Linked DNA regions of Homo sapiens: region 1 is linked to region 2. A link is an interaction called in ENCODE POLR2A ChIA-PET data of the cell type or tissue named here. Cell type or tissue: CD4-positive, alpha-beta T cell. All regions are shown on one strand. Each heading gives the region's core, and the rest is flanking DNA. Links, peaks and the distances in the headings are about the cores only. Region 1 has its middle 42 kb from the start of BHLHA9. Region 2 has its middle 36 kb from the start of TRARG1.

Evidence for each region. Peaks named below come from ENCODE experiments on the same cell type or tissue, not always from the same donor. Only the 100,000 strongest peaks of a DNase experiment are listed, where the experiment ranks them.
Region 1: POLR2A ChIA-PET joins it to region 2 with 5 read pairs; 3 of 35 experiments call an interaction of 5 or more read pairs at or near these places.

The regions. Positions count from the first base shown.
Region 1 is chr17:1,226,886-1,229,385 of GRCh38, forward strand. It overlaps a transcript of ABR not described here. Among named protein-coding and RNA genes, the nearest start is that of BHLHA9, 42 kb to the right of the region's middle. RefSeq lists enhancers at 1,343-1,552, 1,708-2,412 and silencers at 1,663-1,932, 2,023-2,082. In CD4-positive, alpha-beta T cell, for the core only: no CTCF peak of the experiment used is centred there; DNase peaks (open chromatin) are centred at 1,536 and 1,966; H3K4me3 peaks cover 842 bases; H3K27me3 peaks cover 493 bases.
Region 2 is chr17:1,307,207-1,324,163 of GRCh38, forward strand. No RefSeq gene overlaps it. Among named protein-coding and RNA genes, the nearest start is that of TRARG1, 36 kb to the left of the region's middle. In CD4-positive, alpha-beta T cell, for the core only: no CTCF peak of the experiment used is centred there; no DNase peak of the experiment used is centred there; H3K27me3 peaks cover 584 bases.

The DNA of each region.
Region 1 (2,500 bases), core at 1-2,500, 87 kb before region 2:
GCATGTAACCAAGTGCAAGTCCACCCCCCACTCACTTCCTCACGAGGAGGCTTTGGAGACAGAGGCAGAACCCGAACATGTAGCTGTGCAGTGTGCCACAGGAGCTTGCCCTGCAGAGGGGGCTGGAATGGCACCTGAAATCTAGCCCAGGCATCACTAGCCAAAGCCGTGAGTGCCAGACACGTGCCCCAGCTCACGTCTGTAGTCCTGAGGAAGGTGACTCTTGTTATCATTGGTCCACCCAGAGGGGAGCATCTTTTGCAATTCCCAGGGGCAGCGCCGATTTCTAACGTGCATCAAGGTGCCCTATGTGCTAGAGTGTCCTAAGGGAGACAGGCGACGACTCACAGAAATAAAAATCACTCCCTGGGAAAAGCCTAGTGTACTGGGCACCCCGGGGAGGGTGACAGATGTGGGTCTGGGGGGAGACAGGATTGCAGCCAGCTCTGAAGCAGCTGGGGCCAGTTGGGTAGCCTCCACCAAGGGCATTTGGAACTTGGCACTAGGGTGAAATCTTCAGGCTCTTCCCTTAAGTTAAAGAGACATATAAAAATGTTACCAGCATGGGCGGCAAGAGCATTGCCTGTGGGAAACACAGCCAATCTTTGCTAAGGAATAAGTGTAATTGATCAAAACAGATGACTTGATGGACCTTCCAACTGTGCTTTTAGCAAAGTGGACAGTTTTTCATTCAAATGCAAACTCATCCAGATAAAATCTAATAATGGAGATTTTGGAACAATCCCAGCATCAATGATTTTTTTTCCTCCTTCACTGAGCAGGAAGGCATCTTAAATTCCTGGTTGCAGCTTGACCCAACCGGACACCACCAGTGTGCTGCTTTCCGCGTGGCTGAGGAGACCGTGACAGTTCACAGACACAGCAAAGGGCTCCCACGCCACCCCCATCCCCACCTGACCTCTCCTCCTTAGCCCCATTCCCACTCCCTGACCTAGAAAGAGCTCGGTGGACGCTCAATTCCAGGCAATCATTTATTCAGCCATTATGCGTTGAGCTTTGACTGCTGCAAAGCACCGTGCATACTACCAGAAGGGGGTTCAAAGATGACTAAGATCAGGCCCTGTCCTCAGAAAAGAGAGCAGATGCGAGGGGAGAGAGATGACAGGAGACCCGGTGAAGGTCTCAGCTCACCCCAACGAGCACTTAATCTTTCTGAGCTTCGGTTTCCTCTTTTATCCAGTGAAGACGCTGGACTAGACATGGTCTCTGGGCACCAGGCCAGCCGGAAAACGAGATGGGCCTAAGCCTCCCCTTGCCCTCTTGCTCCCAGACTCCTAGAAAGCCAAGAGGCCGGGCGCCGCCTTCTAAGAAGAAAACGAGTCCGCAGAGGGGGCTGGTGAGGGCCGTGGCCCTTCCCTGAAGTTTGCACGTGGCCCCAACACACAGAGCAGCCTGGAGAAGAGGAGACTAAGTTCAGAAAATGGAGTGGAAGGTTCGGCCTTCCGCGGTTAGGAAAGCGGAGCTCAGAAGGATCGGGGATTTCCGGGAGATGGGAAGCCCCTGGGGTGTGTGCAGAGAGGGGTGACAGACAGAAGGGTGACAGCACCCGGTGGCGCCAAGGGATCTGGCGGGGGCCAGGCCGGAGGGAGGGGCTGGGGGATGTCAGGGCCACGGAGCGCAAAGCGCAAAGGCCCGGGCGCCGGCCCTGCCGCCGCCGCCAGTTCATTTTCATAGAGTCGCCCGAGCTTAACGTCGCCTTGCACGTGTTTTCTAAGCTCCACAGGTGGCTTTGGGGTACACGGGCGCAGCTCACCCTCCTTCCCGCCCGCTCCCCGGCCCCGAGCTCGAGGTTAAACAGGGCCGCGGAGTCGGCCGGGAAGGGGTCCCGGCAGCCCGGGGTGGGGGGCGCGCGGCGGGGTCGAGCGGGGTCTGGGGGGGGCGCCCACCTGCGGAGAAGTCGTCCTCGCGGTCGGAGCTGTGCCGGCTGCCGTCGCTGTCTCTCTCCGGCGAGCTGTGGCCGGGCGAGTCCCGCTCGGGCACCCGCAGGAACCTGCGGCGCCGCCACGGGGGCAGGTGCTCGCGCCCGGGGGTCTCCTCCGCGGCGAGGGGCGAGCCCGGGCGGCCCTTGGCCTCGGCCTCCCGCTGCTCCAGGTCGCGGGTCCCCCGCTGCGGCCGCCGCCCCCCGGGGATCAGGTGCATCCAGCGGCGGGGGCTGCGCGCCCGCTCGCGGGTCCCGAACCGGCAAGGGGCCACCAGCCAGTGGCTGAGGATGAACTTCTCGTTGAAATCCACCATCTCGAAGTCGTGGTCGCCGCCGTCGCCCCCCTCGTCCGTGCCGGGAGCCGCCTGGGGGTCCCCGAGGGGCGCGTCGTCCTCCCGGGCCCGGAACCGCAGCTGGGGCTGCAGGAGCTGCCGGTGGACGGCGTCGGCCCAGCTCCTTCCCCCGCCGGCTTCTCCGGCCGCCCCGGGCCCGGCGGGCAGGTCCCCGCGGGGAGACTCGGCCTCGGGGTCGGGGCGCCCGGGGTCCCCGCGGGGAGAC
Region 2 (16,957 bases), core at 6,855-9,354:
GGACCATTCGGTGATTAATCCCTTCCAGCAGGTAGATTAATGACAGTGGTGGGGTTGATTTATTTCTCATTTCCTATGATAAACACCATTAAAAGAAGGAGGCCGGGCCCGGTGGCTCACGCCTGTAATCCCAGCACTTTGGGAGGCCGAGGTGGGCAGATCCAGAGGCCAGGACTTCAAGATCATCCTGGCTAACACGGTGAAACCCCATCTCTACTAAAAATACAAAACATTAGTGGGGCGTAGTGCTGGGCGCCTGTAGTCACAGCTACTCGGGAGGCTGAGGCAGGAGAATGGCGTGAACCCGGGAGGCGGGGCTTGCAGTGAGCTGAGATCTCGCCACTGCACTCCAGCCTGGGCGACAGAGCGAGACTCCGTCTAAAAAAAAAAAAAAAGAAGAAGGAGGAGGAGGAGGCCAGGAATGGTGGCTCATGCCTGTAATCCCAGTGCTTTTGGAGGCTGAGGAGGGAGGATCGCTTGGGCCTGGGAGGAGGAGGTTGCAGTGAGCCATGATTGCACCACTGCACTCCAGCCTGGGCAATGGAGCAAGACCCTGTCCCAAAAAAAGAAAAGAAAAAAAAGAAAAAGAAGGGGAGAAAAGTCAAATAATTAGTATCTAACTTAGAAACAAGCATGGACTCCAATTCAGTCCAGTCATCCAAGCTGTTACTGAAAACTCTCACGACAGAGCGGGCATCAGGGGCGGGCACGGCAGGCAGGAAAAGGATCTCCTGCAGCCTCCAGGAAGGTGTGGGTGGCAACCGTCAGCTGGACGCACAGTGGCCACCTCTACAGGGGACAAGGAGGCAGAGTGACACGTCTCAGCCCTGGAGATGCCAAAAGGGGTTCTCTGGAGAAGGGCTGTGTCATCAGACAGATCAGGAAAACGGAATGACATCGAGCTACACGCTGTCATCAGACAGATCAGGAAAACGGAATGACATCGAGCTACACGCTGTCATCAGACAGATCAGGAAAACGGAATGACATCGAGCTACACGCTGTCATCAGACAGATCAGGAAAACGGAATGACATCGAGCTACACGCTGTCATCAGACAGATCAGGAAAACGGAATGACATCGAGCTACACGCTGTCATCAGACAGATCAGGAAAACGGAATGACATCGAGCTACACGCTGTCATCAGACAGATCAGGGAAACGGAATGACATCGAGCTACACGCTGTCATCAGACAGATCAGGAAAACGGAATGACATCGAGCTACACGCTGTCATCAGACAGATCAGGAAAACGGAATGACATCGAGCTACACGCTGTCATCAGACAGATCAGGAAAACGGAATGACATCGAGCTACACGCTGTCATCAGACAGATCAGGAAAACGGAATGACATCGAGCTACACGCTGTCATCAGACAGATCAGGAAAACGGAATGACATCGAGCTACACGCTGTCATCAGACAGATCAGGAAAACGGAATGACATCGAGCTACACGCTGTCATCAGACAGATCAGGGAAACGGAATGACATCGAGCTACACGCTGTCATCAGACAGATCAGGAAAACGGAATGACATCGAGCTACACGCTGTCATCAGACAGATCAGGAAAACGGAATGACATCGAGCTACACGCTGTCATCAGACAGATCAGGGAAACGGAATGACATCGAGCTACACGCTGTCATCAGACAGATCAGGAAAACGGAATGACATCGAGCTACACGCTGTCATCAGACAGATCAGGAAAACGGAATGACATCGAGCTACACGCTGTCATCAGACAGATCAGGAAAACGGAATGACATCGAGCTACACGCTGTCATCAGACAGATCAGGGAAACGGAATGACATCGAGCTACACGCTGTCATCAGACAGATCAGGAAAACGGAATGACATCGAGCTACACGCTGTCATCAGACAGATCAGGGAAACGGAATGACATCGAGCTACACGCTGTCATCAGACAGATCAGGAAAACGGAATGACATCGAGCTACACGCTGTCATCAGACAGATCAGGAAAACGGAATGACATCGAGCTACACGCTGTCATCAGACAGATCAGGAAAACGGAATGACATCGAGCTACACGCTGTCATCAGACAGATCAGGAAAACGGAATGACATCGAGCTACACGCTGTCATCAGACAGATCAGGAAAACGGAATGACATCGAGCTACACGCTGTCATCAGACAGATCAGGAAAACGGAATGACATCGAGCTACACGCTGTCATCAGACAGATCAGGAAAACGGAATGACATCGAGCTACACGCTGTCATCAGACAGATCAGGAAAACGGAATGACATCGAGCTACACGCTGTCATCAGACAGATCAGGAAAACGGAATGACATCGAGCTACACGCTGTCATCAGACAGATCAGGAAAACGGAATGACATCGAGCTACACGCTGTCATCAGACAGATCAGGAAAACGGAATGACATCGAGCTACACGCTGTCATCAGACAGATCAGGAAAACGGAATGACATCGAGCTACACGCTGTCATCAGACAGATCAGGAAAACGGAATGACATCGAGCTACACGCTGTCATCAGACAGATCAGGAAAACGGAATGACATCGAGCTACACGCTGTCATCAGACAGATCAGGAAAACGGAATGACATCGAGCTACACGCTGTCATCAGACAGATCAGGAAAACGGAATGACATCGAGCTACACGCTGTCATCAGACAGATCAGGAAAACGGAATGACATCGAGCTACACGCTGTCATCAGACAGATCAGGAAAACGGAATGACATCGAGCTACACGCTGTCATCAGACAGATCAGGAAAACGGAATGACATCGAGCTACACGCTGTCATCAGACAGATCAGGGAAACGGAATGACATCGAGCTACACGCTGTCATCAGACAGATCAGGAAAACGGAATGACATCGAGCTACACGCTGTCATCAGACAGATCAGGGAAACGGAATGACATCGAGCTACACGCTGTCATCAGACAGATCAGGAAAACGGAATGACATCGAGCTACACGCTGTCATCAGACAGATCAGGAAAACGGAATGACATCGAGCTACACGCTGTCATCAGACAGATCAGGAAAACGGAATGACATCGAGCTACACGCTGTCATCAGACAGATCAGGAAAACGGAATGACATCGAGCTACACGCTGTCATCAGACAGATCAGGGAAACGGAATGACATCGAGCTACACGCTGTCATCAGACAGATCAGGAAAACGGAATGACATCGAGCTACACGCTGTCATCAGACAGATCAGGAAAACGGAATGACATCGAGCTACACGCTGTCATCAGACAGATCAGGGAAACGGAATGACATCGAGCTACACGCTGTCATCAGACAGATCAGGAAAACGGAATGACATCGAGCTACACGCTGTCATCAGACAGATCAGGAAAACGGAATGACATCGAGCTACACGCTGTCATCAGACAGATCAGGAAAACGGAATGACATCGAGCTACACGCTGTCATCAGACAGATCAGGAAAACGGAATGACATCGAGCTACACGCTGTCATCAGACAGATCAGGAAAACGGAATGACATCGAGCTACACGCTGTCATCAGACAGATCAGGAAAACGGAATGACATCGAGCTACACGCTGTCATCAGACAGATCAGGGAAACGGAATGACATCGAGCTACACGCTGTCATCAGACAGATCAGGAAAACGGAATGACATCGAGCTACACGCTGTCATCAGACAGATCAGGAAAACGGAATGACATCGAGCTACACGCTGTCATCAGACAGATCAGGAAAACGGAATGACATCGAGCTACACGCTGTCATCAGACAGATCAGGGAAACGGAATGACATCGAGCTACACGCTGTCATCAGACAGATCAGGAAAACGGAATGACATCGAGCTACACGCTGTCATCAGACAGATCAGGAAAACGGAATGACATCGAGCTACACGCTGTCATCAGACAGATCAGGAAAACGGAATGACATCGAGCTACACGCTGTCATCAGACAGATCAGGAAAACGGAATGACATCGAGCTACACGCTGTCATCAGACAGATCAGGAAAACGGAATGACATCGAGCTACACGCTGTCATCAGACAGATCAGGAAAACGGAATGACATCGAGCTACACGCTGTCATCAGACAGATCAGGAAAACGGAATGACATCGAGCTACACGCTGTCATCAGACAGATCAGGAAAACGGAATGACATCGAGCTACACGCTGTCATCAGACAGATCAGGAAAACGGAATGACATCGAGCTACACGCTGTCATCAGACAGATCAGGAAAACGGAATGACATCGAGCTACACGCTGTCATCAGACAGATCAGGAAAACGGAATGACATCGAGCTACACGCTGTCATCAGACAGATCAGGAAAACGGAATGACATCGAGCTACACGCTGTCATCAGACAGATCAGGAAAACGGAATGACATCGAGCTACACGCTGTCATCAGACAGTCAGGAAAACCGTGAATTACGTCGAGCTAAACGGAGCATGACAGTAAGATTTCTCAGAGACCTTCATACACCCACGTGCACCATGTACCTCCAAGAAAGGGTGGATTATGCAGTATTTCCTAAATTCGATGGGTTGCCAAGCCCCTTCTTTGAGAAATATTTTCTTGTAAAGCTAAGTTTTAGATTTGCAAACCCAAGTATTTCCGTTATTAAAAACTCTGTATACAAAAAATTATCTGTAAACATCCTTTTAAGACGGCTGGATAATGCATATACATGATAACTTATTTATTTACTTATCCTTTCTCCCATTGTGAGGCATTAAGGTGTCCAGTTTCTCTCTCTCCCATTTTTTTCCTGCCTATAATTTTTGATGTTGTTGTTTTGAGATAGAGTTTCACCCTTGCCCAGGCTGGAGTGCAATGGCGAGATCTTGGCTCACCATAGCCTCCGCCTCCCGGGTTCGAGCGATTCTCCTGCCTCAGCCTCCCAAGTAGGTGGGACTACAGGCATGCACCACCACGCCCGGCTAATTTTTGTATTTTTAGTAGAGACGGGGTTTCACCACGTTGTCCAGGCTGGTCTTGAACTCCTGACCTCAGATGGTCCGCCCGCCTCGGCCTCCCAAAGTGCTGGGATTACAGGCGTGAGCCACTGTGCCCGCTCCCTACCTATAATTTAAACACAGGGTTTAGGCACTGGGGGAGTGAATTCTGAAGGTGCTTCAAAAGCAGCCCTTGCTGTGGAGGCCCCACTGGGTCCACCCACTCCTGAGCCAGGGAGAAGAAGGCAGCCTGGGCTTTGCCTCCTCACTGGGTCAGCTGACTGGGTCGCCATGGCAACCACACAGGCCTGGAAGAGGGAGGGTGCTCCTGGGATGGGGCTAGACGTGGAAGCCCCAGGGCCAGGTGGCTGGGAGCCTGGGACACTGGGGCTGACCAGACCAGATGGCTGGGGGACCCCCTGGGAATGGGGGGCTAAACTGCCTTTGGAAAGTGCCAGATGAACACAGGTCTCAGCCAGAAGCCTCAGACAGAGCCCCTTTCCTTCGTGGTAAGCCATTTGGAGGACCGGTGGCTGTAGCGAGATATCCGGTGAAGAGGCACCACGGATGCTGGAAAATCTGGGTAATGGGATTGAACCTGGATCTAATAATAAGCAAGTGTGATTTGCTCTCACCTGTAAAACCAGACCCCCACAGTCTTCCCAGAACTCATCCATCTGTTGGGGGCTTTGGGAAGTCCCAGCCTCCAATCTGCTCTCTGCCCCAGTAGGAATGCTCTCACCTCCCCAGTGGGAATGCTCTCACCTCCCCAGTGGGAATGCTCTCACCTCGCCAGTGGGAATGCTCTCCCCTCCCCAGTGGGAATGCTCTCACCTCCCCAGTGGGAATGTTCACCTCCCTAGTGGGAATGCTCCCTCCCCAGTGGGAATGCTCTCACCTCTCCAGTGGGAATGCTCTCACCTCTCCAGTGGGAATGCTCTCACCTCCCCAGTGGGAATGTTCCCCTCCCCAGTGGGAATGCTCTCACCTCCCCAGTGGGAATGTTCCCCTCCCCAGTGGGAATGCTCTCACCTCCCCAGTGGGAATGTTCTCACCTCCCCAGTGGGAATGTTCTCACCTCCCCAGTGGGAATGTTCACCTCCCCAGTGGGAATGTTCTCACCTCCCCAGTGGGAATGTTCTCACCTCCCCAGTGGGAATGTTCACCTCCCTAGTGGGAATGCTCCCTCCCCAGTGGGAATGTTCCCCTCCCCAGTGGGAATGCTCTCACCTCCCCAGTGGGAATGTTCTCACCTCCCCAGTGGGAATGTTCACCTCCCCAGTGGGAATGCTCTCACCTCCCCAGTGGGAATGTTCTCATCTCCCCAGTGGGAATGCTCTCACCTCCGCAGTGGGAATGTTCCCTAGTGCAAAGGGCAGATTGGAGGCTGGGTCGCCAGAAGCAGATGAGCCCTCGTTCCTGCCTTCGTATGTGCTGGTGTTTTCAAAGTTTCCCCACTTGTTTTTCACTGGATAGAGGCTTTTCTTCCACAAATTTCTCAATTTGGTTTGAATTTTATGTTCCTCAAGGAAGTGGCAAGAGGGTGCCCTTGTACACAGTTGACTGTCAGGGGAAGGTGTTTCTGGGTGAGAGGAGAGCCTGGTCTTCTTGGGACATTTCCAGGAATGCAGGAGCAAGACTATGGTGCAAGGACCAGGTCCCAGAGGCCCCTGTCTGATGTTGCAACGCTTGCCCTGACTCTCTAGGGCAACCATCATCCGCAAGAACTTTCTGTGCTCCCTGGCCCATGTCAGATTCACTTTGTTTTTTTTTTCCTTCCTCCAAGATGGAGTCTAGCTCTGTTGCCTACGCTGGGGTGCAGTGGTGCGATCTTGGCTCATTGCAACCTCCGCCTCCCGGGTTCAAGCAATTCTCCTGCCTCAGCCTCCTGAGTAGCTGGGATAACAGGCATCTTCCACCACGCCCGGCTAATTTTTGTATTTTTAGTAGAGACGGGGTTTCACCATGTTGGCCAGGATGGTCTCGAACTCCTGACCTCATGGTCTGCCCACCTCGGCCTCCCAAAGTGCTGGGATTACAGGCATGAGCTACCGTGCCCGGCCGAGGTTCACTCTTTAAACTTATTTAAAACAAAACATTATGCTTGCCCTGACTCTCTCGGGCAACCATCCTCCGCAAGAATTTTCTGTGCTCCCCAGCCCATGTGAGATTCACTCTTTTTTTTTTTTTTTTTTTTTTGAGATGGAGTCTCGCTCTGTCACCCAGGCTGGAGTGCAGTGGCACGATCTTGGCTCACTGCAAACTCCGCCTCCCGGGTTCATGCCATTCTCCTGCCTCAGCCTCCCGAATAGCTGGGACTACAGGCACCCACCACTATGCTCGGCTAATTTTTTGTATTTTTAGTAGAGACGGGGTTTCACTGTGTTAGCCAGGATGGTCTGATCTCCTGATGTCGTGATCCACCAGCCTCAGCCTCCCAAAGTGCTGGATACAGGCGTGAAGAGATTCACTCTTTAAACTTATTTAAAACAAAACAGAAACCCCATCTAAGTTCTCTGCACCAAACTGATACCAGCCGTCGCTCATGGCTGGGGGAGTCGCTATGGGACTGGAGGTGAGAAAGGCAGTCTCCAGTTTTTATCCCATATACCTTGTTTCGTTGGAACCTTACACCAAGCATTTATAGATGTATTACCTTTATCATTTATAATTTAATTGAAAAAATAGGAATGTCTGAGGGAGAACAGATGATTCCCTGTAATCCATTAGCTGAAGCAATCAATGTGAAGAGCTGAACATTTTTCTTCCGGGCTTTTAAAAAGAAATTTGTGACATACAGCTATAGTCGCTTTATAATAAAAGGGCTCTAGTAAGTGGCCTTTGCATGGTAGCTGGACTTCGAGGGGCTTTTAAGTAGCAGATCCCTTCTATCTCCCACAAACCTGCCTCCTTAAGATGCATCAGCCTCACCTGACTGAAATGACACCAAAACACCAGGCGGCCTGAGCTGCTGGAGGGGCTGGAAGCCCTGAGAAGCTCCCTCTCCCCGGCCGGGCACGGTGGCTCACGCCTGTAATCCCAGCACTTTGAGAGGCCGAGGCGGGCGGATCATGAGGTCAAGAAATCAAGACCATCCTGGCCAACATGGTGAAACCCCGTCTCTACTAAAAATATAAATATTAGCTGGGTGTGGTGGCACACGCCTGTAGTCCCAGCTATTCGGGAGGCTGAGACAGGGGGATCGCTTGAACCCGGGAGGTGGAGGTTGCAGTGAGCCGAGATCGCGCCATTGCACTCCAGCCTGGTGACAGAGTGAGACTCCATCTCAAAAAAAAAAAGCTTCCTCTCCCTCCAGGACAGAGCTCTCCAGAAAAGCCTCTCCCCCGCTGCCCTCCCCAGGCTCCCGTCTTCCTGACCTTTGCTTTGGATCTGGTTCTTGCTCTTGGCCCTCGCCCTGGAGCTGGATGCTTTGGTCGGGCTCTTGCCTCCAGCGTCTCCTTTGCTATCAGCCTGCCCTCCCATTGCCCCAGTTGGAGGCAGGGCTGCCAGCTCCAGCCTGGCCAGTGGGGAAAATGGATGCGTCTACCTCCTGGTTCCCTGCTGAGGTCAGAGGCCCTTTCCGACCTCCTAAGCCACTCAGGGGGCCCGTGGCTGTACAGGATATCCAGTGAACAGGCACCACGGATGCTGGAAAATCCAGGTAATGGGATTGAACCCGGATCTAAGAACGGGCCAGTGTGATTTGCTCTCACCCTTAAAACCAGACCCCACAGTCTTCCCAGAACTCATCCACCTGTTGGGTCTTTGGGAAGTCCCAGGGCACTGAGGTCTCAGGGTACAGAGGTCCCAGGCTTGGCTCCCTCTGGTTGTTAGCCCGTGCAGACATTCCAGGGTCTACAGACGCTCCCTGGAGAGGGGAACACGAGGTTCCAGGCAGGGCCCGGCTGCCCTCCCAGGGGAACCGAGCTGGAGGAACTCATGTTTTCATCATGGCCCGTGGGAGCCACTCATGGGCTGCTTAAACAGGCAGGAGGTAAACACACACCCCAGGCGACCAAGATCAGCGGCTCCCTGCACAGCGGGTTTAATTATAAGAGCAACATAATAGCGACAGGACAGAAAGGGGGGGAAATGGCAGGGAAAACCTCTCACCAGCCCACAGCCTCCACATTCCCACTGCCTGGCTGTGAACCTTCTCCCTCCTGGGTGACTTTGCCCAGGGGTGTGGAGTGGGTTTTTTCCTTTCTTAATTTCATTCCAATTGCAAAATTAATACAACGTCATTGCAGCAAACTTGGAAAATGCGAAAAGCCTGAAGAAGAAAACAACAATTTCTCTAAGTGGGTTTTTTTTTTTTTTTTGAGACGGAGTCTGGCTCTGTCACCCAGGCTGGAGCGCAGTGGCGCGATCCTGGCTCACTGCAACCTCCACCTCCCGGGTTCAAGTGATTCTCCTGCCTTAGCCTCCCAAGTAGCTGGAATTACAGGCACTCACCACTGGGCCCGGCTAATGTTTATATTTTTAGTAGAGATGGGGTTTCACCATGTTGGCCAGGCTGGTCTCGAACTCCTGGCCTCAAGTGATCCACCCTCCTCGGCCTCCCAAAGTGCTGGGATTACAGGCGTGAGCCGCCGCGCCCGGCCCCTGGGGTTGGTTTGTGCAGAAGCGAGAACCTGCTCAGGAGCTTGCAGCTGGTAAGAGTGGAATTAGAATGGGAACCAGATATAATAATAAAAGCTTCATCTTTTAGAAAAAGATCAAATCAGAAATATGGGTTACATTTGTAAAAGGCTTTCAATTAAAAAGAGGCTGTGAAGCACATCTTGGGAGGCCTAAAAGTCCTTTTCATTTGGATATTGTTTTATCAAAAGCCCTAGTTTGTGCTGATAAGAAAATGGATTTCACAAGATTGAATCTAACAAAAAGCTTTGGCTAGCTGATTAATTAGGTGAGTCACAGGTCTCCTGGGAGTTCAAAGTCAGGAGTTTAAAGACCCTATGAAAACACATAGGAAGCCGGGCTTGGTGGCTCATGCCTGTAATCCCAACACTTTGGGAGGCCAAAAAGGGTGGATCATGAGGTCAGGAGTTCGAGACCACCCTGGCCAACATAGTGAAACCCTGTCTCTACTAAAAATATAAAATTAGCCAGGCATGGTGGTGGGCACCTGTAATTCCAGTTACTCAGGAGGCTGAGGCAGGAAAATCGCTGGAACCCGGGAGGCGGAGGTTGCAATGAGCCGAGATCGCCCCACTGCACTCCAGCCTGGGCAAAAAGAGTGAAACTCCATTAAAAAAAAAAGAAAGAAAGAAAGAAAAAAGAAAAATGTAGTAATAGTTCACCAATCTCTCCATCACTTCAGATAAACTGGGCCAGGCACAGTGGCTCACACCTGTAATCCCAGAACTTTGGGAGGCCGAGGCAGGAGGATCACTTGAGCCTCAGAGTTTGAGACCAGCCTGGGGAACCCAGGGAGATCCCTTCTCTACAAAAAAATGCAAAAAAATATGAGCCAAGCATAGTGGTGCATACCGTAGTCCCAGCTACTTAGGAGTCTGAGGAGGGAGATTCATTTGAGTCCAGGAGTTGGAGGCTGCAGTGAGCCGTGATTGCGCCACTGCACTCCAGCCTGGGTGACAGAGCAAGACCCTGTCTCAAAAAATACATAAAAACATTAAAAGAATAAAAAATAAAGTTCAGACAGGCTAGGCACAGATGAATTAAATCCACAGTAAGTACTGTATTTTTATTTTCACCAAAAATGTCAATCTTATCCTCAGTGCTAATTTTCTGGGGGAAAACCACGAGCTACGCTGTTCTACTCTCAGAAGCTCCATTTTGCTCACATTCAGCTCTTTCTCTTTTTTTTTTTTTTTTTTTTTTGAGACAGATTCTCACTCTGTTGCCCAGGCTGCAGTGCAGTGGCGCGATCACTGCTCACTGCAACCTCCGCCTCCCGGGTTCAAGCGATTCTCCTGTCTCAGCCTCCCAAGTAGCTGGGATTACAGGTGCCCACCACCACACCCAGCTAATTTTTGTATTTTTAGTAGAGACAGGGTTTCACCATATTGTACAAGCTGGTCTCGAACTCCTCTTGACCTCAGGTGATCCACCTCCCTTGGCCTCCCAAAGTGCTGGGATTACAGGCATGAGCCACTGCGCCTGGCCTCAGCTCACATTTATTGAACATCTACTATGTGCCACTTACTTTCACATACATTTCATTTGACCCATGACAACCTATTTTATTTATGTATTTATTTATTGAAATGGAGTTTCGCTTTTCTTGGCCAGGCTGGAGTGCCACGGGTCGATCTAGGCTCACTGCAACCCCCACCTCCCAGAGTCAAGTGATTCTCCTGCCTCAGCCTCCCAAGTAGCTGGGATTACAGGCATGAGCCACCACGCCCCGCTAATTTCTTGTATTTTTAGTATAGACGGGGTTTCGCCAGGTTGGTCAGGCTGGTCTCGAACTCCCGACCTCAGCTGATTGGCCCGCCTCGGCCTCCCAAAGTGCTGGGATTATAGGCATGAGCCGCCTCGCCCAGCCCACCTTTTGGCTATTGTAAATATAATACTGCTGTGAACATGGGCTTGCAAAGATCTTTTTGAGATCCCGCTTTCAATTCTTCTGGGCATATACCCAGAAGCGGAACTGCTGGATCACATGGTAATTCTATTTTTAACTTTTTGAGGACTTGCCTTACTGTTTTCCATAGTGACTGCACTATTGTGCATTCCAACCGACGGTGCACAGGGGTTCTAGTGCCTCAGCATCCTCACCAGCACTTATTTATTTATTTATTTATTTATTTATTTATTTATTTATTTATTGAGATGGAGTCCCACTCTGTCGCCCAGGCTGGAGTGCAGTGGTGCAATCTCAGCTCACTGCAACCTCCTCCTCCCCAGATTCAAGTGATTCCCCTGCCTCAGCCTCCCGAGTAGTTGGCATTACAGCCGTCCGCCACGACGCCTGGCTGATTTTTGTACCTTTAGTAGAGACGGGGTCTCACCATGTTGGCCAGGCTGGTCTTGAACTCCTGACCTCTAGTGATCCGCCTGCTTTGGCCTCCCAAAGTGCTGGGATTATAGGCGTGAGCCACCGCGCCCAGCCAATACTTTTTTTTTTTGGAGACACGATCTTGCTCTGTTTCTTGGGCTGGAGGGCAGTGGCGTGATCACGGGTCACTGCAGCCTCGACCTCCTGGGCTCAAGCAATCCTCCCACCTCAGCCCTCTGAGTCGCTGGGACCACAGGCACATGCCACCACACCTGACTAATTTTTTATTATTTGTAGAGATGTAGAGCCTTCTGTTTCCCAGGCTCAAGTTCCTGGGCTCAAATGATCTGCCCACATTGGCCTCTCAAAGTGCCAGGATTACAGGTGTGAGCCACCATGCCTGGCCTCTGGTTTGTTGTTTGTTTTTTGAGATGGAATCTCGCTCTGTTGCCCAGGCTGGAGTGCAGTGGCGCTATCTTGGCTCACTGCAACTCCGCCTCCCAGGTTCACGCCATTCTCCTGCCTCAGCCTCCCGAGTAGCTAGGCTACAGGTGCCCACCACCATGCCCAGCTAATTTTTTGTAGTTTTAGTAGAGACAGGGTTTCACCATGTTAGCCAGGGAGGTCTCAATTTCCTGACCTCGTGATCCACCCACCTCGGCCTCTCAAAGTGCTGGGATTACAGGTGTGAGCCACCGCACCTGGCCTCTGTTTTGTTTTTTGATGGTAGCCATTCTAACGGGTATGAGTTATAAGCCTACAGTTTTATATCCTCCTGATTGTCCCCAATAACAGGGAGGATAAAAATGGAATGAACATACGGACACTGATCAGACAGGCATCAGGACCTGCCAGTAAAAGACACTGAAATATTGGCAAGACCAAAATAAATGGAGAGAAATATCAAGACATGAACTCAAGATTCAATATTGTAAAGATGTTCATTCTCCTCCAGTTGATCTATATATTTAGTGTAACGCCAATCAAAATCCAGCAAGTTTTTCTTGGAAGCTGACAAAGTGATTCCACAATTTATATAAAAATGCAAAGGACCAGCCAGGCTCAGTGGCTCACTCCTGTAAGCCCAGCACTTTGGAAGGCAGAGGTGGGAGGATCACCTGAGGTCAGGAGTTCCAGACCAGCCTGGCCAAGATGGTGAATCCCCGACTCTACTGAAAACACAAAAATTAGCCAGACATGGTGGTGCATGCCCCTAATCCCAGCTACTCAGGAGGCTGAGGCAGGAGAATTGCTTGAACCCGGGAGGTGGAGGTTGCAGTGAGCCGAGATCACACCACTGCACTCCAGCCTGGGTGACAGAGCGAGACTCTGTCTCGGAAAAGAAAAAAAAAATGCAAAGGATCAAGAATAGCCAAGATAACTTTGAGGATAAAGAACAAATCCGCAGGACCTATTACCAGATATCAGGACTTATTGTAAAGTTATAGTAATTAAAACAGAGTGGTGTTTTCTCCAGGACAGAAAAATAGACCAATGGAGGGCTGGGGGCAGTGGCTCACGCCTGTAATCCCAGCTACTTGGGAGGCTGACGCAGGAGAATGGTGTAAACCCGGGAGACGGAGCTTGCAGTGAGCCGAGATCACACCACTGCACTCCAGCCTGGGCGACAGAGCGAGACTCCGTCTCAAAAAAAAAAAGAAAAGAAAAATAGACCAATGGAAAAGAATGAGAAATCCAGAAGGAGACTCGGGACAACTGCTTCGTTCATGACAAAATTGGTGCGTCAGTACAGTAAAGAAAGGATGAGGCTAGGCGCAGTGGCTCACGCCTGTAATCCCAGCACTTTGGGAGGCTGAGGCGGGCGGATCGGCTGAGGTCAGGGGTTTGAGACCAGCCTGGCCAACATAGTGAAACCGTGTCTCTACTAAAAATACAAAAATTAGCTGGGCATGATGGCACACGTCTGTAGTCCCAGCCACTAGGGAGGCTGAGGCAGGAGAATCGCTTGAACCTGGGAGGCGGAGGTTGCAGTGAGCCAAGATTACACCATTGCTCTCCAGCCTGGGGGGACAAGAGCGAGACTTTGTCTAAAAAAAAAAAAAAAAAAAAAAAAAAAGGATGACCTTCTCATATGGTGCTGGATCAATTGCATATCCATATGGAAAAATGAATCTTGACCCCTGCCTCAAATTATACATCATAATTAGTTGCAGAATATTTATAGTTCTAAATTGAAAAGCAAAATAATACAGCTTCTAGAAAAAAAACGCCGGAGACTATCTTCATGGCACTGGGCGCAGGCAAAGTTTCCTTAACAGGATACAAAACACTACCCACAAAGGAAAAACATGGATACATTGGGTTACATTAAAATTCATAACCTCTATTTATCAAAACCACCATTAAGAAAGTAGAATGATAAAGGCCGGTTGCGGTGGCTCACGCCTGTAATCCCAGCACTTTGGGAGGCCAAGGCGGGCAGATCACCTGAGGTCAGGAATTTGAGACCAGCCTGGCCAACATGGTGAAACCCTGTCTCTACTAAAATACAAAAATTAGCTGGGCTTGGTGGTGGGTGCCTGTAATCCCAGCTGCTCAGGAGGCTGAGGCAGGAGAATCGCTTGAACCCAGGAGGCGGAGGTTGCACGGAGCTGAGATTGTGCCACTGCGCTCCAGCCTGGGTGACAGAGCGAGACTCCGTCTCAAAAAAGAGAGAGAGAGAGAGAGAGCAAGAATGGCCAACAGAGAACAGAATAGTGGTTCTCCACATTTGGCGTGCATCAGAACCGCTGGGAGGCTGGTTAAAATGATGGCTGGGTTCCAGGGTTCCACCTGTGTGTCCACACAGAACATAGCTTACATGTCCCCCACTTAGCTTCTTTTATCATAGTTAAAGATGTGAAAGACCTCTGGAATGTTCTCTCCTCTCCCACATCAGCGAGGGGGAACAAAAGAGGCCCAGTTTCTGGCTATTAGGACAAACCCAAGGATCTCTCTTATGTCAGGTCAGCTGCACCCTGACTTTGCTGATATACTTACGAGCATTTCCTCACATAACCCTGACAATATAATTAGAGCATAATCATGGTGACCATCCTTATCGCCACTTTACAGAGGAGGAATTGACCACCAGCTGGATTAATTGCAAAGTCACGCTGCTGTGCTAAAGCAGAAATGACGTTCAAGCCCTCATCTCTGACTCTGGGTCTGATGCTCCCTCCTCCATAGCCAGCTGCCTCCCACAATGTCAGGCGTGCTGTTCCCTCCTCTCTACCCATCCAGGAGCTACCAAACTCCAGGTCCAAGACCAGCCTGACCAACACAGCAAAACCCCGTCTCTACTAAAAATACCAAAAAAATTGCCAGGCGTGGTGACAGATGCCTGTAATCCCAGTATAACTATAGTAGACGTCCGAGGGCCCCTTTCTCCAGGAAGCAAATATTGTCACCCAAAGCTAGATGTTTTTGCCTGATGTGAATATTCTATTGTTTAGCTACGTGATGTGCTTCTGGATGTTAAAAGCTCAGCTCTGAACGGACTCCTTTAGGCATCAACTGTTTCTGTGGCTAATTGGCTGTCTGGGGAGGTACATGCAGCAGCAGCAGCAGTAATAAAATACTGATCTTTCAGCCAAGCCACTTAGAAAGAGCCGGGATACCCCGTTCCTCCATGAATCAGCTTTTTTTTTTTTCTTTGAGATGGAGTCTTGCTCTTTCGCCCAGGCTGAAGTGCAATGGTGCGATCTCGCTCACTGCAAGCTCTGCCTCCCGGGTTCAAGTGATTCTCCTACATCAGCCTCCGGAGTAGCTGGGACTACAGGCGCCCGCCACCACACCCAGCTAATTTTTGGGGTTTTTTTTGTTGTTGATGTTGTTGTTGTTTGTTTTTTGTTTTGAGACGGAGTCTCGCTCTGTCACCCAGGCTGGAGTGCAGTGGCGCGATCTCAGCTCACTGCAAGCTCTGTCTCCCAGGTTCACGCCATTCTCCTGCCTCAGCCTCCCCAGCAGCTGGGACTACAGGCGCCCGACACCACACCCGGCTAATTTTTTGTATTTTTTGTAGAGACAGGGTTTCACCGTGTTAGCCAGGATGGTCTCGATCTCCTGACCTTGTGTTCCGCCTGCCTCGGCCTCCCAAAGTGCTGGGATTACAGGCGTGAGCCACCGCGCCCGGCCATTTTTTATTATTTTTTATTTTTATTTTATTTTTAGTAGACACCATGTTGGTCAGGCTCAAACTCCTGACTTCAGTTAATCCACCCGCCTCAGCCTGCCAAAGTGCGGGGATCACAGGTGTGAGCCACCGCACCCGGCCGCATCAGCATTTTTGAAACACCTGCTTATGACTTTGGAGGAACCAGATGGGATGTATAGATTCTTTGAGAGCAGTGCCGGTGGCTTGAAGATATTCAGCACCAAGGCCAGTGACCCAAACCCCAAGGAAGTTAAGAAGCCATGGCCGGGCAAGGTGGCTCACGCCTGTAATCCCAGTACATTGCGAGGCCGAGGCGGGCGGATCACCTGAGGTCAGGAGTTCGGAACCAGCCTGACCAACATGGCGAAACTCGTCTCTACTAAAAATACAAAATTAGCCAGGCGTGGTGGCGGGCGCCTGTAATCCCAGCTACTCGGGAGGCTGAGGCAGGAGAATCGCTTGAACCCGGGAGGCGGAGGTTGCAGTGAGCCGAGATCGCACCACTGCACTCCAGCCTGGGCGACAAGAGCGAAACTCCGTCAAAAAAAAAAAAAAAAGCCATAAAGCAGAAGTTCTCAACCCTGGCTGCAGATTGGAAGAGCTTAAACACACACACACACACACACACACACACACACACACACACACACAGTGTCTGGGCTCCACCTTAGTCTAATTGGATCAAAATTGGATCAACAGCACTGGAGAAGTAGATTCTGGCATTGCTACTGCTGTTTTTAAAACCCCGCTTTTGCTGGTGATGCTAACATGTAAAAAGGATTGAGCATGCCTGCAGTAATGAATGGACAAACAGGAGGTGGAGTGTTCCAAAGAATAGGTAGCACTATGGAAACCATAAGACTTTGAGTCTAAA